Linked DNA regions of Homo sapiens: region 1 is linked to region 2. Evidence: chromatin loops called from intact Hi-C (ENCODE). Cell type or tissue: PC-9. All regions are shown on one strand. Each heading gives the region's core, and the rest is flanking DNA. Links, peaks and the distances in the headings are about the cores only.

Evidence for each region. Peaks named below come from ENCODE experiments on the same cell type or tissue, not always from the same donor. Only the 100,000 strongest peaks of a DNase experiment are listed, where the experiment ranks them.
Region 1: a loop joins it to region 2, with 4 times the contacts of the local background. A loop is called at or near these places in 5 of 110 quality-filtered maps.

What each region holds. Positions count from the first base shown.
Region 1 is chr2:134,981,637-134,998,296 of GRCh38, reverse strand. MAP3K19 (mitogen-activated protein kinase kinase kinase 19) reads left to right here. Exons shown (of 13, transcript NM_025052.5): 9 at 6,717-6,760; 10 at 10,044-12,497; 11 at 14,472-14,621. Among named protein-coding and RNA genes, the nearest start is that of MAP3K19, 57 kb to the left of the region's middle. In PC-9, for the core only: CTCF peaks have their summits at 8,911 and 9,110 (motif pointing left); no DNase peak of the experiment used is centred there; H3K27me3 peaks cover 2,428 bases.
Region 2 is chr2:135,893,611-135,909,223 of GRCh38, reverse strand. DARS1 (aspartyl-tRNA synthetase 1) reads left to right here. Exons shown (of 16, transcript NM_001349.4): 16 at 1,817-3,343. The coding sequence ends at 1,908. It also overlaps the pseudogene MANEALP1. Among named protein-coding and RNA genes, the nearest start is that of MCM6, 25 kb to the right of the region's middle. RefSeq lists an enhancer at 9,828-10,327. In PC-9, for the core only: no CTCF peak of the experiment used is centred there; a DNase peak (open chromatin) is centred at 4,443; H3K27ac peaks cover 1,114 bases.

The sequences.
Region 1 (16,660 bases), core at 4,323-12,322, 920 kb after region 2:
TTTGGTTGATGTTTATCTGTGGGAATCTTGGGGGCCCACGCTGTGGATGCTTTTGGCCAGAAGTATTGAATTTACTTCTACCAGGTCCCAGGGTCATTATGGACTTGAGTCTACGTTAGCCTTATTCCTGGATCCCCAAGTTAATGTGCAAGTCTAAGAGCCAACTTCCAACTACATTGAGCCCAAGACTCATTTGCTAGATAGCAGCACTGATGCCAGCATTTCCCCCTGCGGCAATATTGTCTTTGCTACTTGTTTACCACTGTCCTCAACCAACCAGCCAAAACCACCAGGAACAACCTTATAATCCAACAAGTTACATTCATTGATTTATCACAATGAGGGAGACTGCATGCCAGTGGAGCTGTGACACATCCTACCAAAAAAGAAAAAAAAGAATAATTATTATGGGATTTTAAGAGAAGGGTACATTTTAAGTGAAATTTAAATGAAGCAGTGCTTAAAGTTTTTTTTTTTTTGAGACGGAGTCTCGCTCTGTCACCAGGCTGGAGCACAGTGGCCCAATCTCAGCTCACCGCAACCTCTGCCTCCTGGGTTCAAGCAATTCTCATGCCTCAGCCTCCCAAGTAGCTGGGACTACAGGCGCATGCCACCACGCCCAGCTAATTTTTGTATTTTTAGTAGAGATGGGGTTTCACCATGTTGGCCAGGATGGTGTCGATCTCTTGACCTCGTGATCCTCCCACCTTGGCCTCCCACAGTGCTGGGATTACAGGTGTGAGCCACTGCGCCTGGCCTAAATTTTTTTTTGTTTTATTATGCTAAAATGTGTGTAACATAAAATTGACCATTTTAATCATTTTCAAGTGTACAGTTCAGTGGCATTTAAGTACATTCACATTGTTGTGTAACCATCACAACTATTCATCCCCAGAACATTTTCTTCTTGCAAAACTGAAACTCTGTGCCCCTTAAACAATAACTCTATATTTCCCACTCTCCCAAAGCCTCTGGTGACCACTATTCTATTTTCTGTCTCAATACGAATTTGACTATTCTAGGTCTTTTATAGAAATGGAATCATGCAATATTTGTCCTGTGTCTGGCTTGTTTCATTTGGCATAATGGTGAAGCAGTGTTTTGATGGGCTATATGTAAAATAGTTCATAAGAAATCTGGACTTGAAGTGGACCTAGACTCTTGTTCCTTGAAATTTACAAAGTTAGTTCCCAAATCTTGATAGCGTTTTTTTGTTTTTTGTTTGTTTGTTTGTTTGTTGGTTTGTTTGAGACACATTCCGGCTGTGTTGCCCAGGCTGGAGTGCAGTGGCGTGATCTTGGCTCACTGCAACCTCTGCCTCCTGGGCTCAAGCGATCCTCCCACCTCAGCCTCTTGGGTAGCTGGGACTACAGGTGCATGCCACCACGCCTGGCTAGTTTTGTTTGTTTGTTTGTTTGTTTTTTGGTACAGATGGGGTTTCACCATGTTGCCCAGGCTGTTACTGAACTCTTGGGCTAAAGTGATCCTCCCATCTTGGCCTCCCAAAGTGCTGGAATTACAGGCATGAGCCACCGTGTTCAGCTTCAACAGCCTCTTTCAGCCTCATATCTTGCCACTCTTCCTTCGCAGCATGATAAACTTTAGCACACTAAATGCCCTCTATTCCCTAAACATGCATGTGAATATTTGCACCTACTGTTCTTTCTGCTGGAGCATTATGCCATCCTTCAGGTTTTGTCTTAGAAACCCCTTCCTCTGGGAAGTCTTCCTGAACTTCCCAAGACTGGATGAGTTGCCCTTTCTTTGTTCCGCTATAGGATCCTGACCTTACCTACAACATAGCACTAATCAAGCATAATTGTCACTATTTGTTTACGTGTTCATCTTCGCCGGATTACAAAAGCAAGAATAATTCAACCTCCAAGCATTTGGCATCATACCTGGCACATAGCCATTACAAATGCACTTTTAATTAATAATAACAATAATCAGGTCCAGGGCAGCACTTTGGGAGGCCAAGATGGGCGGATCACTTGAAGTCTCAAAAAAAAAAAAAAAAAAAAAGAAATAAGAAGTACTAGCTGTGCACAGGCACACGCCTGTAACCCCAGCACTTTGGGAGGCTGAGGCAGGAGCACTGCTTGAGGCCAGGAGTTTGAGACCAGCCTGGGCAACATAGGCAGACTCCACCTCTAAAAAAAGTACATATATAAAAATAAATTTTAAAAATTAGGTGGCTGTGGTGGTGCACACCTATAGGCTCAGCTACTCGGGAGGCTGAGGTGGGAGGATTGCTTGATTCCAGGAGGCCAAGGCTGCAGTGGATGATGATTAGTCCATTGCACTCCAGCCTGGGTGACAGACCTCATCTCTTAAAAAAAAAAGTACAGCTAGTACAAGACTTTCTTCTAGTGTGTACTTTCATATTGCTAAATATCATGTTTAGAATGGTATTTATTAATTGTTCAGTTTGGGCTTCATCTATTAAGATTTATTACTTTTACATTACTTGCCTCACACACAAGCAATGCCCAATTTTCCCAATCTTTGTGTCTATTTTTTTAAAATCAATATTCAATGTCTCTGTTATTATGACTAGGTAAAATATTATTTGCAGCTGAGCTCCATAGTGTGTTGATTACATTTCCTCTCCTTTTAGACATTGTATTTATCTCAGCATTAGTAATAACCACTTCATTTCTTCATTTGCTTACTTTTTGTATATCTGTTACTAATTCATCCCATCCTGTGTATTGCACCTATAAAACAAATCTCAATACAGGTGATTAGATATCAGGCAATCTGTTGGTTCCTTTTGTTTTTGGAGACATTGCTCCTGGACCCTCCTGGCCTCTAATTTTACTCCACACCACCTGCTCTCTGGATCCACTGCCCAGCCGCCCATCTGAGATTCCCTTCGTGTCATCCTGGGAATTCCCTTGCCTCCTTGCTGTGTTGAATCCTTGTGTACTGGATATGTGGCTTAATCTTCCTTTCCTTACTTTTTTTTTTTTTTTTTGAGACAGAGTCTGACTCTGTCACCCATGCTTGGAGTGCAATGGCGCGATCTCAGCTCCCTGCAGCCTCCGTCTTCTGGGCTGAAGCCATTCTCCCTCTTCAGCCTCCTGAGTAGCTGGGACTACAGGCATGCACCACCAGGCCTAGCTACTTTAAAAAAATTTCTTTGGTAGCGATGGGGTCTTACTATATTGCCCAGGCTGGTCTTGAACTCTTGGGCTCAAGTGATTTACCCACCTCAGCTTCCCAAAGTGTTGGGATTACAGGCTTGAGCCACCTTGCCTGGCTTCCTTGCTTTACTTAATCCTCTTTTACTAGGGCATATTTCCCAGCAGCTTCTTGAGAAAGGGTACACGGAGAATATGAAAGATAGAGTTGTTTGTTGTCTCTAATTCTTCTGAGCTCTTTTCTTTCTTTCAGTTTGATCTGTTCTCTGTATGTTCATATTGGAGCATTTCCTCACATATCAGTTGAATCACATATCCTCACATATCAGTTGAATTTGTATCTAAAAGAGTTTCACTAAAAAGTTCTGTATGTTTGAGTGAGCTTGTTGAATGGGCCTCAAAGGAGCTGAATAGGTGGAGAACTGGACGATTGATAGAGGGATTCCCAAGTGTCAGCTTGTATAGATCAATGGACCTTTTCTCTCAGCTAGTTTTCCCCAGAGAGATAATCCAAACACCTGCCTGTAGGTTATGAGACTGGAGGCAACATTCTTGGCACTGAATGGGGTTCATATTTCAGTGTGTAGACTCTTCTTTGTCCTCATATTTTCACTCCAGCTCCCCATTTCTGCTCCCAGCCATACCCAGCTCCTTAGCATCTTTGTTTCAAGCCCTCCAGGGAGTAAACTTCCAGCCAACTGCCAGGAAAGGAGAAGAGTAACTCCTCATAGGGGACAGGGCAGGGAATCCAGTACTTATTCCAGCACAGACTTATGAGCACCCTCTCGTTTCAGTCTTGCCTGCATCCCTGTCTTCAGAGGTACCTTCAGTTCCCATTCCTTTCTGAAATTCTTATTTCTGGTTGGGCTGTCCCCTTGCAAGCATTGGGCAGAACACAGAAAGCTGACAACTCAATCAGTTATTATTCGTCCATATAGTTTTCTCTGTCCAAAATGTTGATATTGCTCATCTGTTGTTTTATCATTTGGGTGTTTTTATTTTTTGTCCTTATTTACATGTTTTTTAATTCTTTTACTGTGATTTTAGTGTGATTTGTGGAGGGATTGGAGAAAAGCTTGTACATTCAATCTGCCATTTTTAATTGGAACTCTGTACTTATTTTATTTTATTTACTTTTTTGGAGATAGGGTCTCGCTCTGTTGCCCATGCTGGAGTGCAGTGGTGCAAACATGGCTCGCTGCAGCCTCAATATTCCAGGCTTAAGTGATCCTCCACCACAGCCTCCTGAGTAGCTGGGAGTACAGGTGCATGGCACCACACCTGGCTACTTTTAACATTTTTTGTAGAGATGGGGTCTCGCTATGTTGCTCAGAGTGGTCTCTACACATTTTTAAAAGGCTTTGACACATGTTACCAAATTACCTACCAGAAAGATCTTGCCTCTACATTCCCACCAAAAGTCTTTACCCCACATAATTCCTGACCAATACTGGATAATACATATTCAAATATTTATAAGAATACTTGAAAGCGTTTTTTTAAAAAATTCAGGATGCTATCCATTATGTACCCAACTATAAATTATATTCAGTTGTATTTCTAGATTAACTTCTAACATCTTTTCAATAGAAAACCTCAACCTCTAGAATGCAACCTCTGGGAGCAAAGAGCAAAGATCTGTCTTTCCTGCCCACAACTATAAATTGCCATCTTCTGGGACAGTGTTGGCCACTCAGCAGGCACTCAGTAAATAATTGTTGAGTAAATGCATTAAGAATGAAGGGGAGGTGCCATGGCCAGCTGTGTCCAAGGGGAATGCCTGTGCCCCCTCCTGTTGCCTGTTGGGGTCCTCTTCTTAGGTGACTTGTTTTTCACCTGGGATTGGCTTTTCTACTGTGTTAAATCTTAGAAGTCTTTTTCTCTCCGTGTGAAACTTCAGAATGACAGCCTGAGGCTGAAATGGACCTACAGACATTTGTTTGACCCTCACAACATTGAAAAACAAGGGAGGAGAGGCCAGGCCCAGTGGCTCACACCTGGAATCCCAGAACTTTGGGAAGCCAAGAAGGGAGGATTGTTTGAGCCTAGGAGTTTGAGACCAGCCTGGGCAATACAGTAAGACCCTGTCTATACAAAAAATTAAAAATATAAAAATTTTAAATAAATAAGCAAGGGTGGGGGAAGGAGATTTCACATAAAACCTGCAGCTTGGGTTGGGCGCGGTGGCTCACACCTGTAATCCCAGCACTTTGGGAGGCCGAGGCCGGTGGATCACGAGGTCAAGTGTTCGAGACCAGCCTAGCCAACATAGTGAAACCCCGTGTCTACTAAAAAATAAAAAATACACAAAAAATTAGCCGGGCATGATGGCAGGTGCCTGTAATCCCAGCTTCTCGGGAGGCTGAGGCAGGAGAATTGCTTGAACCCAGGAGGTGGAGGTTGCAGCGAGCTGAGATCATGCCACTATACTCCAGCCTGGGCGACAGAGCGAGACCCTGTCTCAAAAAAAAAAAATCTGCAGCTCTCTGGCTTCTTTTGGAAGATGTAGCAGGGCTGGACTATCTATCTGGGTTGGATAACATCACTGCGAGCTGGGTAATGATGCCCCTTTAGTTGGGCATATGATCTCGATTTACTGCTGTGTCTTCCTGTCCCACATCATCCATTTCTGTGAACTGTTTTGACCCTGGAGACACTGGAGCTTTTGGCTTCAGCTTTAGAAAGTCCAAACTATGCAGAAGTGGTGGTGGTGGTGGTTCATGGGGTTTTGGGGATCATTCTGACTTTTTGGTAAGAAGAGAACAACTTGTAAGTTTTATACTACCTAGTAAGTCCCATCTCGTTCCCTAGGTGAGTCTTCCTCACACTCACCTTTCAGAGTTTATGGTCGATCTAGTTTAAACAACTGTTGGGAGACACTTATACAAGAATATTTTCACATTTCTGCACAGTTCAGGCTTTCTAAGCAAAAAACACTAGGAAACTAAGTTAAAAGATGACTGAATGTCAGAAACGCCTCCGAAGTTAGTGTATTGCTCCAGAGAAATTTAGAGGCTGATTTTCCCAAAAGCTGTTTGCTTATATTCTAGGGTAATAAAACATAGAGTCATCTTTCTCCTGGAGGCATTTGCTTACAATTCATAGTAAAGTGCTCTCTCCTTCTCTGGAGGGAAAGATGGGCTAAAGTGCCACCACCCAATATACCACCTGAGTCTCATCATTCCAGAGCTCCCTCCTGTGATGCAGCTCTGCCAGCTGTGCAGGTCAACACCCGGCTCTCATCACGTTGCCCTGTGAGGAACTGGGTTGTGGGGAACTGGCATTACAATGTTCTGTGAGTGATAAATGGTCTGCTCTCTGGTCCAGAGATCTCAGGTTTTCTGTCAGAATAGAGATATAAATATAAAACAGCAACCCCTGCTAGTGGCAGCAGCCTGAAGTTTTGTGTGATGATTCCACCTCTGTGTGAATTCCACAGGGGAAACCTCCAATTTCTACAACTTTTCCTCAGACCCCTTAGCATCTGTATTACTCCATCCCCAGACTCTGGCTTGAGACTGTTTTCTTTCTACTACTAAGAATATCCAGTTATTGTTTTTCTTGTTGTAGAGTTTTCGACCTCTCATATGAAGTACAGTGGCCGAAGCATCAAGGTAAGATTAGTGCTAGCATTTTTGACTTGAGAATTAAAACCAAACAACTCTATTCACTAATTTAGAACCAAATCCTCAGCAATTACACTTGACCCTTCAACAATGCAGGGGGTAGGGTCACTGATGTCCCCAACACAGTCAAAAATCCACACATAAGCTTTGATTCCCCCAAAACTTAGCTACTAATAGCCTACCGGTTGTTTTGTTTTGTTTTGTTTTGTTTTGTTTTGTTTTTTGAGACAGAGTCTCACTCTGTCACCCAGGCTAGAGTGCAGTGGTGCAATCTCGGCTCACTGCAAGCTCCGCCTCCCGGGTTCACGCCATTCTCCTGCCTCAGCCTCCCGAGTAGCTGGGACTACACGCACCCGCCACCACGCCCGGCTAATTTTTTGTATTTTTAGTAGAGACGGGGTTTCTCCATGTTAGCCAGGATGGTCTCGATCTCCTGACCTCGTGATCCGCCCGCCTCGGCCTCCCAAAGTGCTGGGTGTTCTGTTTTGTTTTGTTTAGAGACAGGGTCTCGCTATGTTGGCCACGTTGGTCTTGAACTCCTGGCCTCAAGCAATACTCCCCCTTAGCCTCCCAAAGTGCTAGGGTTACAGATGTTAGCCACCGCACATGGCTGCAGTAGCCTACTGTTGACCAGAGCCTTATAGATAACATAAACAGTTGATTAACACACACATTTTGTGTTATATGTATTATATGCTGTATTCTTACAATAAAGCCAAGAAAATAAAATGTTATTAAGAAAATCATAAGGGGCCAGGTGTGGTGGCTCACGCCTTAATCCCAGCACTTTGGGAGGCCAAGGCGGGTGGTTCACGAGGATAAGAGATCGAAACCATCCTGGCCAACATGGTGAAACTCCGTCTCTACTAAAATACAAAACATTAGCTGGGCATGGTGGCGGGTGCCTGTAGTCCCAGCTACTCGGGAGGCTGAGGCAGGAGAATTGCTTGAACCTGGAAGGTGGAGGTTGCAGTGACCCGACATCATGCCACCGGACTCCAGCCTGGCAACAGAGCAAGACTCCGTCTCAAAAATAAAACAAACAAACAAACAAAAAAAAAAAACAAAAAAAGAAAATCATAAGGAAGAGAAAATATATTTACTCTTCATTAAGTGGAAGTGGATCACCATAAAGGTCTTCATCCTCACTGTCTTCATGTTGAATAGGCTGAGGACGAGGAGGAACAGGAGGGCTTGGTCGTGCTGTCACAGAGGTAGCAGAGGAGGAAGAAAATCCACATATAGGTGGACTTGCGTAGTTTGAAGCCCTGTTGTTCAAGGGTCAACTGTATTTCTTGGAAAAACAACAACTCACATATAGTTCCTAGAGTAGCAAATCGTTCCTGGGAAAATTATGCCTTGCCATGTGCAGTGCTTTTCTGGAGTGTTTCTGTTCTTTACATAATGAGCTGAGTAGCTCCCTTAGACATTTTTTTTTTTTTGAGACAGAGTCTCACTCTGTTGCCCAGGCTGGAGTGCAGTTGGCACAATCTCGGCTCACTGCAACCACCACCTCCTGGGTTCAAGCGTTTCTCCTGCCTCAGCCTCCTGAGTAGCTGGGATTACAGGCACCTGCCACCACACCCAGCTAATTTTTGTATTTTTAGTAGAGATGGGGTTTCACCATGTTGGTCAGGTGGGTCTTGAACTCCTGACCTTGAGTGATCCGATTGCCTCGGCCTCCCAAAGTGCTGGGATTACAGGTGTGAGCCACCACACCTGGCCAGACATATTTTAATTTGTCTTTTTTCAACCTATTTAGAAATTAGGCAATTCTTTTCTTTCCCCCAGTGGTGGAAAGATTTTCCTAGCTGTCTAATTTATAAGTTTTTGGAAAGATATTTGCAATTCTTAGTTTCTCAACTACCTGACCCTTCTTTTCCTATGAGCCTTTGAGAAATACTTATGCATAGGTACTGCTTAGCATTGTAAAAGGAGTTTATTGACCTAAAAAATTGTAATGGCTGTTACTAGGCAGATGGTTAAGCACTGGATGAATCTGCCTTTATGTCCTAAGTCATTTTTGAGAAATGAGGAAAATCATCTAGACAGTAAAACTGGGGTCTACACTACATCTCATCTACTTTTAATGCCTAAGTTTCTAGAGTCAGGTTCCATTTCCTTCCTTCTTACACACAGGTGGCAATAGAATGAAAATTAAACATACATTTCTCAATTACTACCCATGACCCATGCCTATAAATATTGTGATATAAATAGGTATTGAATCTGTATACACAGGAAAAGACCACAATGAAAAGAAGCATAAAGTTAAGGAGTTTATAGCTTACTGCCCGCAAAGTTTAATATTATACATTGGGTTACACTGACCTCTACAGGATGATAATAAAAACTAGCTTAGTTTGAAACTAGAGGAGGGCAAAGGAGAAAGGAAAAACTAGCTTAGTTTGAAACTAGAGGGCAAAGGAGAAAGGAAAGCCATCCATTTGCCTGTCATCCACAAAAATGAAATTTTGTACATTTCATTCACAAACTAATTCAGCAAAACGATGGTGAGTAGTTGTGTTTCGGATATGAATTCTGAGTTAGTCAATAACTGGTAATTTTTGAGGTATTTTAACAGCAATTTTAAACTGTTTTCAGTGGGATTTCAAAAATCTTAAATCAATTCTATGGAAAGTAAAAAGAAAAAAGAAGAGAAATAAAATGCTTCTTATCTTAAATTTTTACCATTTACATTATAGGGCCTTCATTTAAAAATATATAACCATGAATATTTACATCTATAATAATCCTGGTTTTAAAACGTGTTGTTTTAAATTGGTTCTAAAAAAAATATTGGGAATGAGGTTTTAATTTTAAAAATTGTGATCTTTCCAGGCATAGTGGCTCATGCCTGTAATTCCAGCATTTTGGGAGGCAGAAGTGGGAGGATTGCTTGAGGCCAGGAGTTTGAGACCAGCCTGGGCAACATAGAGAGACCTTGTCTCTACTAAAATTTAAACATTAGCCGAGCATAGTGGCACATGCCTGCAGTCCCAGCTACTTGGGAGGCTGAGGTGGGAGGATCGCTTGAGCCCAGGAAGTCAAGGCTGCAATGAGCTGTGATTATGCCACTGCACCCCAGCCTGGGTGACAGAGCGAGATCTTGTCTCAAGAAGAAAAAAAAGAATTGTGATTTCCAGGATAGCTTTGAACTTTAAAAGCCTTCCTTAAGAGGATATTATAATCTCTTTAGACTACTTTAAACGAGTTAGCGTGATATTTATATATGTTTCTGCATTCACAGCTTTTTCTGTCTTCCTTTTAGTTCCTTCTGCCACCACTGTCACTCTTGCCCACGCGATCTGGTGTCCTTACTATCCCCCAAAATCACAAGTTTCCAAAAGAAAAAGAAAGAAACATTCCAAGTCTCACATCTTTTGTGCCTAAGCTCTCAGTGTCTGTTCGTCAATCTGATGAGCTCAGCCCATCAAACGAGCCTCCGGGAGCCCTAGTTAAGTCGTTGATGGATCCGACTCTCAGGTCTTCTGATGGCTTCATTTGGTCAAGAAACATGTGCTCTTTTCCTAAGACTAACCATCACAGGCAATGCCTGGAGAAGGAGGAAAACTGGAAATCCAAGGAAATAGAAGAATGTAACAAAATTGAAATCACTCACTTTGAAAAAGGGCAGTCTTTGGTGTCTTTTGAGAATTTGAAGGAAGGCAATATTCCTGCAGTTAGGGAAGAGGATATTGACTGCCATGGTAGTAAAACGCGAAAACCTGAAGAAGAGAACTCTCAATATCTTTCATCAAGAAAGAATGAGAGTTCAGTAGCCAAAAACTATGAACAAGATCCAGAAATAGTATGTACCATTCCAAGCAAGTTCCAAGAAACCCAGCATTCAGAAATAACTCCAAGCCAGGATGAAGAGATGAGAAATAATAAAGCTGCTTCAAAAAGAGTTTCATTACATAAAAATGAAGCAATGGAACCAAACAATATTTTAGAAGAGTGTACTGTACTTAAAAGCTTATCCAGTGTAGTCTTTGATGACCCCATTGATAAACTCCCAGAAGGTTGTAGCAGCATGGAGACAAACATAAAAATATCAATAGCAGAAAGAGCCAAACCAGAAATGAGTAGGATGGTGCCTCTTATCCACATCACCTTCCCTGTGGATGGAAGCCCCAAGGAACCAGTGATAGCCAAACCAAGCCTCCAAACAAGAAAGGGAACCATTCATAACAACCATAGTGTCAACATACCTGTACACCAAGAAAATGACAAGCATAAGATGAATTCCCATAGGAGTAAGTTGGATTCAAAGACCAAGACAAGTAAGAAGACACCTCAGAATTTTGTGATTTCTACTGAAGGTCCCATTAAGCCTACCATGCATAAAACCAGCATAAAAACACAAATTTTCCCGGCTTTGGGACTTGTGGACCCCAGGCCTTGGCAATTGCCCAGGTTTCAAAAGAAAATGCCACAGATAGCAAAGAAGCAATCAACTCACCGGACTCAGAAACCTAAAAAGCAATCATTTCCTTGCATCTGTAAAAATCCAGGAACACAGAAGTCATGTGTTCCTCTCTCTGTTCAACCGACAGAGCCAAGACTAAATTACCTAGATCTTAAGTATAGTGATATGTTCAAAGAAATCAATTCAACTGCTAATGGACCTGGAATCTATGAAATGTTTGGGACCCCTGTTTATTGTCATGTGCGAGAGACTGAAAGGGATGAAAACACGTATTACCGTGAGATATGTTCGGCTCCATCAGGCAGACGTATCACCAATAAATGTCGATCTTCACACAGTGAGAGGAAGAGCAATATCAGAACAAGACTTTCTCAGAAAAAAACACATATGAAATGCCCAAAGACTTCATTTGGCATTAAACAAGAGCACAAAGTCTTAATTTCTAAAGAAAAGAGTTCCAAGGCTGTACATAGCAACCTACATGACATTGAAAATGGTGATGGTATTTCAGAACCAGACTGGCAGATAAAGTCTTCAGGAAATGAGTTTCTATCTTCCAAAGATGAAATTCATCCCATGAACTTGGCTCAGACACCTGAGCAGTCCATGAAACAGAATGAATTCCCTCCTGTCTCAGATTTATCCATTGTTGAAGAAGTTTCTATGGAAGAGTCTACTGGTGATAGAGACATTTCTAACAATCAAATACTCACCACAAGCCTCAGAGATCTGCAAGAACTTGAAGAGCTACATCACCAGATCCCATTTATCCCTTCAGAAGACAGCTGGGCAGTGCCCAGTGAGAAGAATTCTAACAAGTATGTACAGCAAGAAAAGCAGAATACAGCATCTCTTAGTAAAGTAAATGCCAGCCGAATTTTAACTAATGATCTAGAGTTTGATAGTGTTTCAGATCACTCTAAAACACTTACAAATTTCTCTTTCCAAGCAAAACAAGAAAGTGCATCTTCCCAGACATATCAATATTGGGTACATTATTTGGATCATGATAGTTTAGCAAATAAGTCAATCACATATCAAATGTTTGGAAAAACCTTAAGTGGCACAAATTCAATTTCCCAAGAAATTATGGACTCTGTAAATAATGAAGAATTGACAGATGAACTATTAGGTTGTCTAGCTGCAGAATTATTAGCTCTTGATGAGAAAGATAACAACTCTTGCCAAAAAATGGCAAATGAAACAGATCCTGAAAACCTAAATCTTGTCCTCAGATGGAGAGGAAGTACCCCAAAAGAAATGGGCAGAGAGACAACAAAAGTCAAAATACAGGTTGGTATAATTAGAATCCAAGATTCATTGGGGTGGGAAGGACCTCAGAGACAATCTGGTTCAAACCCCTTATTTTCAAATGAGGAATTATAAACCCTAAACAATTAAATAGTTTTTTCAAGGTCTCACTGTTTGATCACAAGGTTGGAAATCAGGTCCTCTGACCCCCAGGCTAAGATGTTTTCATTATATTGACTCCCTTCTGGAATTTAGCTAGCTTGACATTGCAATGAAATCAGTTTGGTTAAATTAATTTAGCAAAACCATTCAAATAGGTCAGTATTTTATTCAATGATGACATTTTCAATCAACAGCATATCATTTCCAACTATCAGCAGATACATAATTATAGGCAAGACATTGCTCTAGGTATGTGAGATAGAAAGAAATGAACATGGCTCCAGAAGTGGCTCACCATTTTGTTCATAGGAAGACATGAAATGTACATTTCTCAGAGCCCCTACACCTGAGCATTTGCTCTCAGATGATTCACTACTTTAATGCAAAATTATTATTGATGCCTACTGTGCTTCTGGCAGTGGGCCAAGAACTAGGAGCATAGTGCTGTACAAGACTCGGCCATTGCTCTCATGGAAGTGTAAGCAAAAATCCTGAAATAAGATTTTTAAAAATTTTGTTTGGCATGAGAGTTGGCATGGAGTGGGGAAGAAGATCAACACATAGTCGGGTTTTCTTTGTTATCGTTTTCACTAAAGTACACAAGCCTCCCAAACTGAAATTTTAAAGACAGAAACAGTAGGTAAACTGAAATATTATTTATTGAACACTAACTCAGGTCATACTGCACTATATCCACACTATATCAGGATCAGGAATAATTTTTTTTTGAGATGGAGTCTTGCTCTATTGCCCAGGCTGGAGCGCAGTGCTGCGATCTCGGCTTGCTGCAAACTCCACCTCCTGGGTTAAAGCGATTCTCCTGCCTCAGCCTCCCAAGTAGCTGGGATTACAGGCACTCACCACCACGCCTGGATAATTTTTGTATTTTTAGTAGAGACGGGATTTCACCATCTTGGCCAGGCTGGTCTTGGAACTCCTGACCTCGCGATCCACCTTCCTCGGCCTCCCAAAGTGCTGGGATTACAGGCGTGAGCCACGGCGCCCAGCCAGGAATAATTATTTTAAATAATTATTGGTCAGAAGAACATACAAGGTAAATAATTATCCCATAGCTTCCTGGACTGTTTGCTAGAGATACTAGTCTGACTTACTGCAAGTCTGGCTTGTGGATGGTAAACTGGCTTCCTGTTTTGGTTACTGTAGATAATGGGTTGATTTCCTGGGTTGGTTGCTGCACATTGTAGGTCAGAGTTCTATTTTTATATATGATCTGGCCATTGTTGGTTTGTATATTATCTCTCAGTACATATGTGTATGTATATATATGATATATATGTGTGCATGATATATATTTATGTTTATGTGTGTGTACATTTGTGTGAACACATATGTGAATATGTGTGTATGAGTTTGTGTGTCTCTATGTGTGTGTCCAGCTCTGTGTATGTTTCTCTTTCTGAACTTGTCTGTGTTTAGGAGCAAGCTGACCACGATAATGGGAATTTTGAGGAGAGAGTTGAGGTTAGGGGGCTGAGGAGATGGCACACACTAACATATTCTGTCATGATAGGGACCTTGTGAAAGATAATTCTCAAAAGACAGTGGTTAGTAGCTGCAGGCCTATGTGGGGCCTGAGATGAACAGGACTAAGATCTCCTCCTATAAAATATGCAGAGCAAGATGTGGTTTTAAAATGTGTATAATTAACAAGGCTGAAGTTCACAACTAAGATACACTATGTGGTCATTTGGGGGAATGATGTGTCTCTAGAAGTTACCTGTAAGAGTGGCCACAGACAGGAACATTTGAAAAGAAGACTTTACTCTCACCCCTTTCTCTCCATCCCAGTGACTTGGTTTAATGGTCATCTTTCCTTTTGTCTCATTCTTCCAGAGGCATAGTAGTGGGCTCAGGATATATGACAGGGAGGAGAAATTTCTCATCTCAAATGAAAAGAAGATATTTTCTGAAAATAGTTTAAAGTCTGAAGAACCTATCCTATGGACCAAGGGTGAGATTCTTGGAAAGGGAGCCTACGGCACAGTAAGTTAAACTGGAAACTTGAAATCAGCACTCCCCACCCCCCCACAGTCCCTCCCTCCACCCCTCCCACTCCCCCAGTCATCCTCCCTGCTTCCTCTGGCAAGCACTCTTTTACTTAGAACTCTTTCAGTTGGAAGTAACAGAAAATCCAACCACTGAGGGAAAGGACAGTTACTGCTTTATCCGACTGAAAGGTCTGGAATAGGTCTGGCTCTGGGTCCAGGAGGCTTCAGGGATCAGACAATGTCATCAGGATCTGGTCTCTCTCTCTCTTTGCCTGGCTTTTTCTCAGGCACATATAGTGACTCAATGGCCACTGCATTTCTAACCTCTCATCCTCCCAGGTTCAAGTCCAATGGGAAAGAAATATCTTCCTTCAACAGCTGAATATGTTACTGGAAGTTTGGAGAATCATTACTAGATGGCAAAAACAAAAGATGTTCCTTCCATTTTGTGAACTGCATAAGAGATCTTGGGGGGTGGGCGATGAAGAGAGGTGGGTACAAACATACAGTCAGATAGAAGAAATAAGTTCTAGTGTTTGATAACACAGTAGGGTGACTATAGTTAACAACAATATATTGTGTATTTCCAATTAGCTAGAAGATTGAAATGCCCCCAACACAAAGAAAATGACAAATGTTTGAGGTGATGGATGTCCTAAACACACTGTCTTGATCATTACACATTCTATGCATGTATTAATATATCAGATGTGCCTCTTAAATATGTACAAACATTATATATCTAAACCCTAGCACTTTAGATAGTTATTTACATAGACGAGTAAAGAAAAGGCTGGCCCCCAAATAAGACTTGTGCTGTCTCCAGATGGGGACATTTCAGAAATCAGTGAGAAGACAGGAAGACACAAAACCACTGAGATTACATCACAATGGTGATTTCCAGGGCCTGTCTCCTTCTCACTCCAGAGAGCTTGGGAGCTGAACCAGCTCTATTTTACATATTATCAGGAGCTTTTCCAAACCACCATCTCATGTAGTCATCATAGAAATCTGGGAGGCAGGCCAGGTGTGGTGGCTTTCACCTGTAATCCCAGAACTTTGGGAGGCCGAGGCGGGTGGATCACTTGAGGTCAGGAGTTCGAGACTAGACTGGCCATATGGTAAAACCCCGTCTCTACTAAAAATACAAAAATTAGCCAGGTGTGGTGGCACAGACCTGTAATCCCAGCTACTCAGGAGGCTGAGGCATGAGAATTGCTTGAACCCCGGGGCAGAGGTTGCAGTGAGCCCAGATCACACCACTGCACTCCAGCCTGGGCGACAGAGCGAGACCCTGTCTCCAAAAAAAAAAAAAAAAGAAAAAAATCTGTGAGGCAGCCTGGGCAACATAGAGAGACCTCGTCTCCACAAAAATACTTTAAAAATTAGCCTAGTGTGGTGGTACATGCCTGTAGTCCCAGCTACTCAGGACACTGAGGCAGGAGGATCGCTTGAGCCCAGGAATTTGAGGCTGCAGTGAGATATGATCAGGGCCACTGCACTCCAGCCTGGGTGACAGAGAGAGACTCTGTCTCCAAAAAAAAAAAAAAAAAAAAAGAAAGAAAAAGGTAGCACGGTGGCTCTACAAAAAGTACACACACACAATTAGCCAGGTGTGGTGGCACACACCTGTGATCCTAGCTACGAGCTGCTCAGGAGGCTGAGGTAGGAGGATTGCTTGAACCCAGGAGGTTGAGCCTGCAATGAGCTGTGATTGTGCCAATGCACTCCAGCCTGGGCAACAGAGTGAGACCCTGTCTAAAAACAAACAAAAAAAAAAAAAAAAAAAAGAAAAGAAATCTCTGAGGCAAGTATTGTTACCTCAGTTTTACAGATGAGAAAAACTGAAGTCAAAAGATTACACATTTATCCCAAGTTATATAGCTGGGGAAAGATGAAGCCAGGATTCTAGCCAATTCAAGCCACTTGACTTTAAGCCAATATGACATCCATCCACCATGTTTCTCATACCCATCTTGGCTCCACTGAAACACTGAATTTGCTTAAACACTTTGCATTTAGGAAGGGAGGTAT
Region 2 (15,613 bases), core at 1-8,000:
GGGGCTTGCTGCATCTGTCAACCCATCACCTAGGTATGAAGCCCTGCATGCATTGCTCTTTTTCCTAATGCTGTCCCCCACCCCACCCTCCCGACAGGCCCCAGTGTGTATTGTTCCCCTCCCTGTGTCCATGTGTTCTCATTGTTCAGCTCCCACTTATAAGTGAGAACATGTGGTGTTTGGTTTTCTGTTCCTGCATTAGTTTGCTGAGGATAATGGCTTCCAGCTTCATCCATGTCCCTGCAAAGGACATGATCTCACTCCTTTTTATGGCTGCATAGTATTCCGTGGTATATATGTACTACGTTTACTTTATCCAGTCTATCATTGATGGGCATTTGGGTTGATCCCATGTCTTTGCTATTGTGAATAGTGCTGCAATGAACATACACGTGCATGTATCTTTATTACTCAGAATCCACAAGGAACTTAAACAAATTTACAAGAAAAAAGCAAAACAAACAACCCCATTAAAAAGTGGGCAAAGGACATGAACAGACACTTCTCAAAAGAAGACATTTATGAGCCAACAAATATATGAAGAAAAGCTCAACATCACTGATCATTAGAGAAATGCAAATCAAAACCACAATGAGATACCATCTCACGCCAGTCAGAATGGCAATTGTTAAAAAGTCGAGAAACAACAGATGCTGACAAGGTTGCAGAGAAATAGGAATGCTTTTACACTGTTGGTGGGAATTTTAAATTAATTCAACCATTGTGGAAGACAGTATGGCGATTCCTCACAGATTGAGAACCAGAAATACCATTTGACCCCGCAGTCCCATTCCTTTGGATATAAACATGATTTTTTTTAAGAGTTATAGAGATGAATGGCAGTGATGATTGCACAATGCTGTGAGTGTATTTGGCACTACTAAACTGGACACTTAAAAATGGTTCAGATGGTAGATTTTTTATGTATTTTAACGCTGTTTTTTAAATTGGAGGAGGAAAAAGAATAGTGCGTATTCGCCTCCCTACAGGAAAGCATTGTTTCTAGTTTTCAGCTTAACCTTTGCAAAGATACCTTTTCATATACGAAAAGACACACACATTTCTTTAAATATTTTTACACAAATTGTAGCATACTATTATATATAAACCATTTAGTACTTTGCATTTTTTACTTAATGTATCATTTTTTTAATATGAGTCCGGATGGAGAAGAAATACTTTAATGTATCTTGTAACTTGTTTCCTATCAATACCTGAAGAGCTTTTTCATTCTTTTTACATCTCTACATAGAATCAATTGAAAGGAGAGACCATAATCTTGTTAACCACCTTCCAAAAATCAGTTTCTTCTTTACAGTCAAAACACTTAGTATAATAATGTACTCCAGAGCTTTTTATCGTAGGGTCCACCATGTTAAATGTCTATAAAATTAACAGTAAATTTTCTCATACTTCTATTATTGCTTAAGCAAGTTTATGGCTCTCATCCTCATTGCCTGGACTGTATAATCAGAGTGTGGTATCATTTGAAACGTTCAAGCTTATAAAGTCTTTTGTTTTGTTTTTCTTATTGTTACATCATAGATTTTGTTCATTCGTATAGATTTTTGTGGTTCACATTTTAGACTCCATACCACTCAAGGATATATTACTTAGTCCTTTTCATTTATAGCAGCATCTTTATTTCTGAATCAATACTCAAAACAGTTTTAAATAAACCCAAAATAATAAGAGTCATTTTCTTTCCTAACAAGGAAAAGTATTTAGTTTAACGATTACATTTATGTTTGTAGTTCTAAGTAAGACCCTGAGAGATTTTCAAAAAGGAATTAATGATTATTTTTGTCTTCCCCAGGATTGGAACGAGTTACTATGCTGTTTCTGGGATTGCATAATGTTCGTCAGACCTCCATGTTCCCTCGTGATCCCAAACGACTCACTCCTTAAATTCACACTTTGCCACTTAACTCCAGTGTGGATGACAGAGCGAGACCCTGCCTCAAAAAAAAAAAAAAAAAAAGAAAGCCACACTTATTCTTTTCAGTAACCTGCTAGTGCACAGGCTGTACTTTAGGTACTTAAAATATGCACTAGAATAAATTTGCAAGGCCCTAAAATATCACTGTTATTTTTGGAGTAATTCAGTATAGGTTCGTTTAAAAGAGATTTTTATAACTTCAGACATGCATCAGTAGGAAATAACTTGAGAAATTCATATGGTTATGTTACAAATTCATATTCTGTTACTACAGTAAACGTTAAGAGTTTTAAACAGTTAAGATTGTACAATTTTTCTTCTTTTCTATATTACAAGGGCCCCAGTGTTAATGTCTTAGATTTTCAGTATTTGAACTTATTTTTTTAAATTCTGTCATTGAGATAAGAATAATTCAGGTAGCATCTGAAATTTTAATGAATGTATAATTGGCATATCATGGAAAATTAACCAGAAAGTATCAGTTCTTAAAAGTTATGCCTAGAAATTATGTAAAGCTAAACTACTGGTTAGAAAGTATTCAGTGTAATATTGTATTAATTTGTTAAATTCTAAACTTGAATTTCAATAAAATTTTAAAGCTAATTGTAGTTTTTGTGTAACTTTGTGGCCAACTGATTTTGTAAGTGGTGCTAGGCATTCATAATTTGGTAAAAGAAAAAATACACAACTAGTTTATATAAATAAAGACTAATATGTTGTCAACATGTATTCATTTCAGGATATTAGTTTAGATGGGCGTAGGGATAGAGCTCTTAAAGTTGACAGCTTGGGTCGGTTGACAGAGTTCATTTCACATGGGTTAAAATATATTGCAGAATTTTGTTTGATTTTTAACTGGAATGGTACTGATACTTAGTGAATGTCAGTAAAATCCAGTCCCATCTTATCCGTCAAAAAGAAATTTTTGTGTAAGAATTAGTTAGAAACACTTTCCCTCTAGATTATTACAAATGTTGATGCTAATGTTAATTTTACATGACCACAAATATTGGGGAGGAACAAAACATAACATATTTTTGTACAGGAAGAAAAAATTACATGCAGAAAAATATGAGGGTCAAAAAGTTAGGAAGTTACCCCTGGACCACGAACATCTGCCCATTATGTTTGAAAGTTAAAGGGGGTGTTTACCATCTATATTGTACAGTCTTTGAAAGTTTAGATTCAGTTCTTATTTTTTTCTTTCATATCCTACCAGAATACCTTAAATATAGAAGGCACCCCAAAAGTATTTCATAATTTAATCCACAGCAAGAATAAAATATCCATCTTCTATAGTGTGTAATTGCTAGACCCTAAAATAGTACAATAATATTGGCCCTAGAGCTGTTCTTAATTTCATGTAATTATAGCTTGTTTCAAAATAAAGTTTGTAAAGTCTTAGAATGATGTAATCTTTTTTATTGTGAAGGTTTTCAAACATGCTGACCAAATTAGAACATGATAAAATACACTTGTACCTATTATCCAGTCTTATCAAATCTTTATCATATTTGCTTCAAATATTTTTTTTTATTTTTATGTATTTGTTTTGAGACCAGGTTATGAGACTGGCTAATTTTTGTATTTTGGTAGAGGTAAGATTTCTCCATGTTGCCCAGTCTGGTCTTGAACTTCTGGCCTCAAGCGATCCACCTGCCTTCACCTCCTAAAGTGCTGGGATTACAGGTGTGAGCCGCTGCACCTGACCTCTTATTTATTTATTTTTTTGAGACAAGTCTTGCTCTGTGGCCTAGGCTGGAGTGCAGTGGCATGATCTCAGCTCACTGCAACCTCCACCTCCCCGGTTCAAGCGATTCTCCTCAGCCTCCCAAGTAGGTGGGATTACAGGCTCCCACCACCATGCCCAGCCAATTTTTGTATTTTTAGTAGAGACGGGATTTCTCCATGTTGGCCAGGCTGATCTCAAACTCCTGACCTCAGGGGTGATCCGCCTGCCTGGGCATCCCAAAGTGCTGGGATTACAGGTGTGAGCCACTGTGCCTGGCCCTTACTTTATTTTTTAAAGAGAAAAGAAATCAAAAAAAAAAGAAATTGTGGGCAGTTAAGGTACCCTCTTATAGGAAACTATTATATGAATTCAAACTTTTATTCTTTTGTTTTTATATTTTCACTAAATATTTATGTTTCTATAAATGTCTAATATTGTTTTGCAGATTTATTTGATATGTAAATCCTGAGATTTTCATTGGAACTACCTTAAATTTATAGAATAATTTGAAAAGACTTGGAATTTCCCTCTCTTTAGTCTTCCAGTGGATGAACATGGTATATCTCTTCATTTATTGATTTTTTTAATTGTAGTAAAACATTTTTATTTTATACTTTAAAAGTGTTTTGCTTTTTGTGTGATGTTATTATTTATCCTATCAGCATTTTATTCTCAAGATTATCAAAGAATTTAGTACTGTTAATGCTGGAAGCAAATATCTTTCCATTTTAGCTCTATATCCTTGTGCTTTGCAGATCTGAAGATATTTCAGCTGAGTCAGAACAGCCTTGCCAAGGATCTGCTAATCATGTGATGAAGGGAGAAACTGGTGAGGTAGCTTAGTGTTTTTTTGTGGGCAGGATTTAATGAGTACTCTTGAAAACAAAATATTCAGTGTAACAAAATTTGAAAGATCTCACCCTGTTGCCCAGGCTGGAGTGCAGGGGCAGGATCTCAACTCACTGTATCCTCCACCTCCTGGGCTCAAGCAGTCTACCTCAGCCTCCTAAGGTAGCTGGGACTGCAGGCGCACACCACCACACCCAGCTAACTTTTGTATGTTTAGTAAAGACATGTAGTAGTTGTCATGTTGCCCAGGCTGGTCTTGAACTCCTGGGCTCAAGCAATCCACCTGCCTTGGCCCCCTAGAGTGCTGGGATTACAGGCATGAGCCACCACGCCCAGCTTGTGTATTTTTTCGGCTTCAGCCCGGAAATAAATGTTTCCCATGAATTCAATCATAATATAGACAGTACTTTGTTCACTGTAGTTTTACTTAACATTAGCATATTAAAACTGCTTTTAATTTTCCAGTTTATGTTAGAACACCTTACAGTGTTTTGTTTTGTTTTTTCTATTGGGAATGAAACCATGCCCCAAGGAGTTAAAAAAAAAAAAAAAGTTGAGTAACAAATTCTTGGGTGTGGAGGATAAACAGATAAGAAAAAACAACTTACTAACACTCCCCTCCCTTATAACAAAACTGTCTAAAATCAGTTAAAAGCAATATTGCTAACTAGAGTTTACACAGCAAGCTTGCTAATGTTACAGCCTAAAGTTTCACCACATATTTTATACTAACTACCTCCAAATTGGCACATGGGACCCATAAAGAGGTAACTACACATGCCGAAGAACTTTCCAGACCTCTTCCACCAATCACCTACTAATCCCAGAATCCGCCCCCTGAAGGATAAAATCACTGCCTTAACACCAGCACAGAGAGAGCAATTTGAGCTGCACTCCTGTCTCCTTGTAAGTCACTTGAAATAGAAAGCTTTTCTCAAAAACCCAGTGTCATTTTATTGGCTTAGAGCATTGGGCAGTGAGCCCCTTCTGCTTGGTAGCAGGATTGGGATCTTTTCCGTGACATTTTTAAATTGTTACAAGGGTAAAGAACACTATCAGTTATCAATTTTTTTTTCTTAGATGGCTAATTTTTTTGTATTTTTAGTAGAGACAGGGTTTCACCGTGTTAGCCAGGATGGTCTCGATCTCCTGACCTCGTGATCCGCCCGCCTCGGCCTCCCAAAGTGCTGGGATTACAGACGTGAGCCACCGCGCCTGGCCTCAGTTATCAATTTTTATATGTTGCCATTTTATGCAGCAGTATTCTTGATCTCTTACTCTTTCTAATAGTTTGTATTGAATATCTTGTATTTTCAAGGTAGATGGAGAGGTGTGAGAAGGGATAGCATAACAGTAAAAAGTATGGATTCTGTTAGCCACACTGCCTGGGTTCAGATTCTGGTTTTGCTCTTACATTAATGTATAACCTTGGATAACTTGCTTATCCTCAGCTTTCCTCATTTGCATAATCCTACATCATGAGACTATTATGGGAATTAAAAAGTGTAGAACACAGAATAGTGTGGGGCAAAATAAGAGTTTAGTCTTCCTGTCTCATTCTTATATTTGCCGATTGCATTAGATTAGTTCTTCAGTAGAGTGTTGAATAAAAGCAGTGATGGAGGCATGCTTGTATTGTTTTTATTTAAATACTAAAGTCTTGAGATTAAGTGTGATAATTTCTGTAGGTGGTTTTTGTTTTCGTTGTGTGTTTTTTTTTTTGTTTTGTTTTGTTTTTGAGACAGGGCCTTGCTCTCTTACCCAGGCTAGAGTGCAGTGGTGCAATCTCAGCTCACTGCAGTCTCGACCACCCAGGCTCAAGCAATCCTCCCACCTCAGCCTCCCAAGTAACTGGGACTACACGTGCATGTCACCACACCCAGCTAATTTTTTGTATTTTTTTGTAGAGACAAAAAAATGTATGTTGCTCAGTCTGGTCTCGAATTCCTGGACTCAAGAGATCCACCTGCCTCAGCCTCCCAAAATGCTGGGATATACAGGCATGAATCACTTCGCCTGGCCTTTAGATTTTTAATAAATGTCTTTTATCAGGTTAATGGAGATTTTATTAGTTCATTTTCTATTATGAATAAATTTTGAATTTGTCAAATACTTTATCAGTATTTGCTGTGATTTTTTCATGTTGTTTGGATACAGTGGGCTATAATAACAGAAATCCCTGATACTGTTTTTCTGGAATAAATACTGTTTGATCACTACATATTATTTTGTGTATGCAGCTGGGCATGGGCAACATAGCAAGACCTCATCTGTACAAAAAATAAAATTAGCCAGTATGGCGGCACATGCTTATAGTCCTAACTACTTGGGAGGCTGAGGCAGGAGGATGACTAGAGCTCAGGCATTCAAGGTACTGTGAGCTATGATTGTATCACCATACCCTAGCCTGGGTGACACAGTGAAAACCTGTCTCTAAAAATAAACATTTTTAAAATAAATTTTGTATATATACTGAATTCAATTTGATAATTTTATTTAAATTTTTTTCATTTTGTTCAGGTATACACAACAAAATTAATTTTAAGTGTACAGTTTTATGAATTTTGGTAATTGTATAGAGTCAATTAACCTTCACCATACTCAAGCTACAGAACATTTCCACTGCCCCAGAAAGTTTCATAGTGTATCTTTATAGTCAGTCCCCATTGCTAGCAACTCAAGGTCTGTTTTTGCCTTTTCTAGAATTTCATATAAACAGAACAATACAGTATGCAGTCTTTTGTATTTAACTTCTTCCATTAAGCATAATTTTTTGAGATCCATGTTGTTGCATATATTAATAATGTGTTTCTTTTTATTGAGTAGTATTCCGTAGAATAGATATACCATAATTTGTTTATCCATTCACCAGTTAATGGATATCTAGGTAGCTTCCAGTTTTTAATCTATAATGAATAATGCTGCTGTGAGCAATCATTTGCAAGTCTTTATATAGACATGTTTCTATTTCTTTTGGATAGATACCTAAGAGTATATTTTCTGGATTATGTAAGTGTACTGTCTTGGTCTGTACTACTATAACAAAATACCATAGATTGGGTAATTTTAAAAAACAGAAATTTATTTCTCATAGTTCTGGAGGCTGAGAAGTCCAAGATCAGGGTGCCAGCAGTGACTGGTGAGGGACCCAGTCCCTTCTTCGAAGATGGTGCCTTGTTGCTGCATCCTCTGGAGGGAATAAATGCTGTATCCTCACATGGCAGAAGGAACAGAAGGTCAAGAAAGGGTCTAAACTACTCTCCAGCCCCTTAATAAGGTGGATAATCCATTCGTGAGGGCACAGCCTCATGACTTAATCACTTCCCAAAAGGCCCCACCTCAATACCACCACAATGGGGATTAAGTTTCAACATGAATTTTGTTTTTTCCAACTTTTATTTTAGGTTCAGGGGGTACATATGCCAGTTTGCTACACGGGTAAATTGCATGTTGAGGAGGTTTTGGAGTAAAGATTATTTCACCACCCAGGTAATAAACATAGGTAGTTTTTTGTTTTGTTTTGTTTTTGTCTCTTTTTCTGGAGTAGGTGTTTGTAAGAAAATTACAGGTAGTTTTTCAATCCTCACCCTCCTCCCCCCCTTGACCCTCAAGTAGGCCCCGGTGTCTATTCCTCCTTCTTATGTTCATGTGTACTAAATGTTTAGCACCCACTTGTAAGTAAGAACATGCAGTATTTGGTTTTCTGTTCCTGCATTAATTTGCTTAGGATAATGGCCTCCAGCTCCATCATGTTGCTGCAAAGGACATTATCTCACTCTTTTCTATGGTTACATAGTATTCCGTGCTATAAGTGTACCACATTTTCTTTATCCAGTCCACTGTTGATGGCCATTTAGGTTGATTCCATGTCTTTACTATTGTGAATAGTGCTGTGATGAACATACATGCATATGTCTTTCGGGTAGAATGATTATATTCCTTGGGTATATACCCAGTAATGGGATTGTTAGGTTGAATGGGTAGTTCTGTTTTACGTTTTTTTGAGAAATTTCCAAATTGCTTTCCATAGTAGCTGAACTAATTTACATTCCCACCAGCAGTGTTTAAACACTTCCTTTCTCCACAACCTCACCAGCATCTGCTATTTTTTGGCTTCTTAATAATAGCTATCCTCACTGGTGTGAGATGGTACCTCACTGTGGTTTTTATTTGCATTTCTCTAATGATTGATATTGAGCATTTCTTCATATGCTTGTTGGCTGTGTGTCTTCTTTTGAGAAGCGTCTGTTCATGTCTTTTGCCTGTTGTTGTTTTTTTTTGTTTTGTTTTGTTTTGTTTGTATTTTTAGTATAGATGGGGTTTCACCACGTTGGCCAGGCTGGTCTCAAACTCCTGACCTCAAGTGATCTGCCCGCCTCAGCCTCCCAAAGTGCTGGGATTACAAGCGTGAGCCATCGTGCCTGGCCCTAACTGATATTTTTAAGTGAATGTATATATAATACATTACTATACAGATGGGTTAGATAAGAATATGTTTTTTAACATAGGCTCCTGTGATCCCTGGAAGTTTTTTTTTTTCTTTTTTTCTTCACTGTATATATTAGGATCTGGAAGTATTTAGACCATTAAAATAGCCTGGGTTTTGTTGTTGTTTTTTGTTTCTGGGCTACGGTTAGAGACTTCTAAGTGATACTGCCTTTGGCAATGTCTAACCATAAAGAAAATACAACATTCTCCTAATTTCTGTTTCAGTTCAGTTGGCTGGCACTTGAGGGTTTTTCTAGATTTTGAGTTGTATTTGCTACCTGCTGCGTCAGTTTCTCAAAAGTCGGGTAGACTCAGATTAATACAAACAGTTTTATTTTTCCACCTTCTGCCAAATGTCAACATCTGCACAAATGATTGGCTAACTCACTAGTCAAAGTAGTCCTTTGTTCACCACATGGTGTTGTAAATCAAAAAGTGACTGAGGCAGATCTCAGCTGATTAGAGGTTTATTTTGCCAAGGTTGAGGATGCGCCTGGGAAACAAAACACAAGTTACAGTTGGATCTGTGACCCATGCTTTCTACAGAGAAGGTTTGGGGAACTTCAGTATTTAAAGGGGAAAAAGCAAGCAGGAGGGGAAGGTAAAAAAAGGAGGGAGGGTAGGCAGTGAGGCAAGTGGATACGTTCTTGTGAGGCTTTGATTAGGGCTCAGTGAATCTGCATTTTACATGTGAAAATAAAGGAGTAGGGGGAAAGTCAATTATGCATTTGTCTCAGCTCAGTAAATCTGTATTTTGCATAAGATAAAATAAGCATGTGAAGTTACAGCCATCTGGGAACAAAAAAAGGTTTTTTGTGTGTGACTCAGTTCCCAAGTTTAACTTTTCCTTTGGCTTAGCGAGTTTGGGTTCCCAAGATTGTATTTTTCTTTCACAGTGTCTTAGATTTCCTCATCAGTACAGCAGAACCCACACCACCAGCCCCTGATGCTCTCTCTCCAGATGGGCTACATCTGCCATTTCTTCCCCTTGCTCAGCCGTAAAACGTTGTCCTTTTATCTTATCAGACCCGGGCAAACCTTCAACCCTCCTTTCCCCAGGCCTGCTTCTCTCTCCCAACACTTACAGGAATGAGTCTTCTCCTAAAACTGCTCAGGATCTTCCAAATACTCACCTGTCCATTCACTATATTGCAGGTTATTAAACCAGTGAAAAACGTGACCATCTTACTATCAAAACCACGTGGTTTTAGCGCCGTGGGAGGTGGGTGGGAGGGCAGCCACTCCTGGCTCGGGGCAGAGCCTGCGCATCCACTTGGACCTGCACACCTTCTACCACTCGTGGTACCAGAGCTTCAGCGTGAGGGCCACTGCATTCACTCGGACCCCAAGATCTCAGCCAGCTACCCCTACAGCCACCACAGCCCCCCAGACGACTTGGGCTCCAGCTTCTACACAGAGCTGGGGCCCTATGGCTCCTGGGACCCCAATGTCCTGGTCCCTTCCTGGTATACACCTGGCATGGCTGATGGTCACAGGGAACCCTCAGATGACCTGGTGCCTGCCATTCTGGACACCACCCATCAGTGCAGATCCAGATGACTGGATCCACATCTAACCCCACTTCCACATCCAACCCCACAAGGTCAGGATGACATCACTGTACATGACAACATCAAGTATATCATTGACGTGAATGGCTCCCATGGTGCATTTTATCCCTGTATAAGAACAGCATGGGCAAGAGCACCCCACTCTTTTATATCTATGACTCATACCTGACATCCCTTGAGGCCTGGACCCACCTCCTGACACCAAACAGCCCCCACTATGGGGTCTTCATAGCACTATTGGTGGAAGAGGGCCACACCTACGATGTCCTGGCCGCAGGGTTTGAAGGCATGTCCACCTACTTTGTCTCCAATGGATTCTCCTGGGGCTCCTCCCATCAGAAGTGGAAAGCTGTGAAGAACTTTTATGATGCCAACAACCTCATGTTCATTCCCAGCATGGGGCCTGGCTGCATAGACACTAGCATCCGGCCCTGGAACGACCACAATAGGGAGAAGAGGGTCAATGGCAAGGACTATGACAGGGCCTTGCAGGCGGCCGCGATGGTGACGCCCAAGATCAGCTCCATCACCTCCTTCAATGAGTGGCCCGAGGGCACCCAGATGGAGAAGACCACTCCCAAGAAGACACCCCCGCCTGTATTTGGACTACCTGCCTCCTCAGCACAGCCTGTACTTGGAGCTGACCCGCTGCTGGGCGAGCACTTCATCAAAGAGAAGGTGCAGTGGCTCAGGTGAGGGGCCTGTAAACAGGGGTGTGACGTGCTAATGCCCTTGTCTCTCCGGAAGAAGTCACCACATGGGGCTCAGCTGAGGTTGGAGGCACTCACTCCTTCCCATGTTGGCAGCTGAGTGCTTCTGGGTGGGCCCTCAGATAACCCAATTATCTGGAAATCATCCTGAGCACTCTCAGGTTCGTTGAACACTTGCTCCTCAAGCAACTTCCTATGTGCCAGGTGCCAGGGAAAGCTTGACCAAGGAGCAGTCCCTGTCCTGAAGCTTACAGGACCCAAGCTTTCCTTATCCGGTGCAGCCTTGTAGCTAGTGCCTGGGCACAGGTGTTTTTCTTTTTGCAGTTTTGCCTGGTGCTAGGAGTTCAGTTCTTTTTGCTCCAAAAAACACCTCTAAGTGGCTGGGCGCAGTGGCTCACACCTGTAATCCCAGCACTTTGGGAGGCTGAGGTGGGTGGATCAGGAGTTTGAGACCAGCCTGGCCAACATGGCGAAACCCCGTCTCTACTAAAAATACAAAAATTAGCCAGGCATGGTGGCAAGCACCTGTAATCCCAGCTACTCAGGAGGCTGAGGCAGGAGAATAGCTTGAACCTGGGAGGCAGAGGTTGCAGTGAGCCAAGATCATGCCATTGCACTCCAGATTGGGCGACAAGAGCAAGATTCTGTCTCAAAAAAAAAACCAAACCCAAGCCTCTGTGCTCCAGAGCCTACTTTTTCCCAGGTGCATATTTAGCTCCAGGGAGAGGACTAGGAGGACACCCCCCCTCCCTTTAGCTGCCTGAACTGAATGAGGCCCACTCACTAAAGCCACGTCCAGTGCTCCTGTGATTTGTGGTAATTAAATATGAACCGGTAATTTCGAAAAACACACACACACACACACACACACACACATGGTTTCACACCTAATTTTTCTCTAAAATTTGTTACTTTGTCTCTTTAACTAGGTTTTTTTGTTTTGTTTTGTTTTTTGGGGTCTTTTTTGAGACAGCATCTCACTCTGTTGCTCAGGCTAGAGTACAGTGGTGCCATCTTGGCTTACTGCAGCCTCTGCCTCCTGGGTTCAAGCAATTCTCTCGCCTCAGCCACCTGAGTAGCTGGGATTACAAGTGTGCACCACCATCCCCAGCTAATTTTTGTGTTTTTAGTAGAGATGGGGTTTCACCATGTTGGCCAGGCTGGTCTCGAACTCCTGACCTCAAGTGATCCACCCGCCTTGGCCTTCCAAAGTGCTGGGATTACAGGTGTGGAGCCCCCGTGCCCGGCCTCTTTTACTAGGTTTTAAACAATTTGGTGTAGCAGCGTGGAATCAGAAAACTTCAGGTTCAAATTCTGACCTGACACTAGGTGTGTAATTCTGAGCACAGAATTCACATCTGTAGAGTGGAGTTAACGATGCTTACCTTGAAAGATCATGAGGATTAAATGAGACCCATAAGTGAAGACTCTTCTACAGCTCCTGACATATAAAATATATTCACTAAACAGGTATTGTTGTTAATGCTACGGGTAGGGACCACATTTTAAACTTTTTTTTTTTTATTTTTCATACAGGGTCTCTCTCTGTCACCCAGGCTGGAGGGCAGTGGCAATCATGTCTCACTGCAGCTCGACCTCCTGGGCTCAAGTGATCTTCCCACCTCAGCTCCCAAGGAGCTAGGACTACAGGCACACGCTATCACACCCAGCTAATTTTTTATTTGTTGTAGAGAGGGAGTTTCACTATGTTGCCCAGGCTGGTCTCAAACTCCTGAGCTCAAGCAATCTACCTGCCTCAGCCTCTCAAAGTGCTGGAATTACAGGTGTGAGCCACCGTGTCCTGACCACATTTAAACTTTTTGTAGTCCCATATTCATAGCATAATGATGAGTATATGGCATGTGCCTGATATTACAAATTGATTGCTTGGTTTTGGGAGTTCAGAGATAAAGCTGGTAATAATAAACCAAACGTAAAATGTATTTATACTAGAAGTTTTATTTTTACATGCACATCTGACAGTTTATTATGTACATTTATGTCTGATAGTGTGTGTGAATATATTTAGTTGAGAGATGAAAATATGACCCATAGGCCTTTCTTAAAAATGAGCTAAGACACTTTGCAAAATCTTACCACTTTTTCTCTATAGTCTTTCTTCAAATCATTATGCATTAGCTTAATTAAAATGAGCTGGCAGACTCATAATTGCTACCCAGAATGTTAAACTGGTAGCTGCCACTATTTCTCATGGATAAAGATATCATACTCCTAGAGCAAGAAAATTCTCTGCTTTCAATGTCAGTAATATTGAAGGAACTCTTTTTTTTTTTTTTTTTTTTTTTTTTGAGGTGGAGTCTCACTCGGTTGCCCAGGCTGGAGTGCAGTGACAGGATCTTGGCTCACTGCAACCTCCGCCTCCCAGGTTCAAGCGATTCTCCTGCCTCAGCCTCCCGAGTAGCTGGGATTACAGGTGCCCACTACCACGCCCAACTGATTTTTGTATTTTTAATAGAGATGGGGTTTCACCATGTTGGCCAGGCTGGTCTCGAACTCCTGACCTTAAGTGATCCGCAAACCTCAGCTTCCCAAAATGCTGGGATTACAGGCGTGAGCCATTGCGCCCGGCTAGGAACTCTTCAAATACCTTTTTAAAACCTTATTCTTTAAAAATATTCAGCTTCCCTGGTGATCATGAATTGAAACAACAGTGAGGTGACAAACTGGCAATGAAAATAAAATATGCTTATTGTTCACCACAGGGTGGAGAATTGGGAGCTTTGAGGTGCTGTTGGTGGAGTATAAACATACATAATTTCAGGCAGGCAGTTTAGCTGTGTGTATCAAAATGTGAATATGCATATCCTTTAACCCAGTAATGCCTCTCTCTTAGAATTTAGCCCTAACTGGGTGGGGTGTCTGGCACCTGTGATCCCAGCTACTATGGAGGACTGAGGCAAGAGGATCGCTTGAGCCCAGGAGTTAAAATTAAAGGCTGCAGTGAGCTATGAGTGCACCACTGCATTCCAGCCTCAGTGTCTCAGTGACACAGCGAGACCCCATCTCTTAAAAAATAAAATAAAAAAAAAAAACGTATCCTAAGAATACAGGTGCACAAAACAAGATGTGTTTAAAGATATCTATTGTAGCATTGTTTATACCAGAGAAAGAAATGCAAACAACCTAAATGTCCATTAGTAGAGGATTAAATAATGCTATATCCATATTGTAGAATGTTAATCAGCCATTGAAAAGCACAGTACAAGAAGTCCTCACTTTGCATAATTATGTGGGACTCTAAAAATGACCATGCAAAGCAACGTTAATATTCAAAGGGTAAAATATGATTGTCCTATGATCTTTAAAAATTTTTGTCAAATGTTAAAAATTCCCTTACTGTTGGTTATAAGAATATAGAGAAATGAAAAAAATAGTGGCCAGGCACGGTGGCTCACGCCTGTAATCCCAGCACTTCGGGAGGCCAAGGCGGGCAGATCACGAGGTCAGGAGATCAAGACCATCCTGGCTAACACGGTGAAACCCCGTCTCTACTAAAAAATACAAAAAAATTAGCCGGGCGTGGTGGTGGGCACCTGTAGTCCCAGCTACTTGGGAGGCTGAGGCAGGAGAATGGTATGCACCCGGGAAGCAGAGCTTGCAGTGAGCCTAGATCATGCCACTGCACTCCAGCCTGGGTGACAGAGCGAGACTCCGTCTCAATAAAAAAGAAAAAAAGAAAAAATAGTGAAACTAATATTTATTTAGTGTACTATAATTTAAAACATTAGAAACATTGAAAATTAAAATGGTTTATGCCTTTGTAAAAAAAAATTATGAAGAGTAGTTTGAACAATGCTTCGCTTCTTGTGGTGTAACTTTCACTATAGAATGACTGTTTTTTTAAGAGACAGAGTCTCCCTATGTTGCTCAGGCTGGTCTTGAACTCCAGAGCTCAACCAATCCTTCTCCCTCGGCCTCCCGAATAGCTGCAACTACAGGCACGCACTGCTGCACCCAGCTTGGGGTGACCATTTCTTCTATGCTTTGGTGAATCGTCATACTCCATCCTACATTCAGATCAGCTTCCAATATTTTATCTGTTGTGCTTTCAAAACCATGAAATCTCTTCAAAATATTTTAATGTGAAGTTTTTTTGCTATTGTCACTTCCTCTAGGAAATCTTCATCCTTTCCATCACAACCTCTTTCCTCATTTATGGTATATACCTGGAGTTTCTCAAAGGTGGCAGTGTCGACACTCCCATGGTCAGCTCTTTCTTCTGCAATGTCATTTATGTTTGATGCAAATTTCACTTCCGGAGTTAACATATTTTGTTCCTTTGCTGCACTGTCATCTTTGTTGA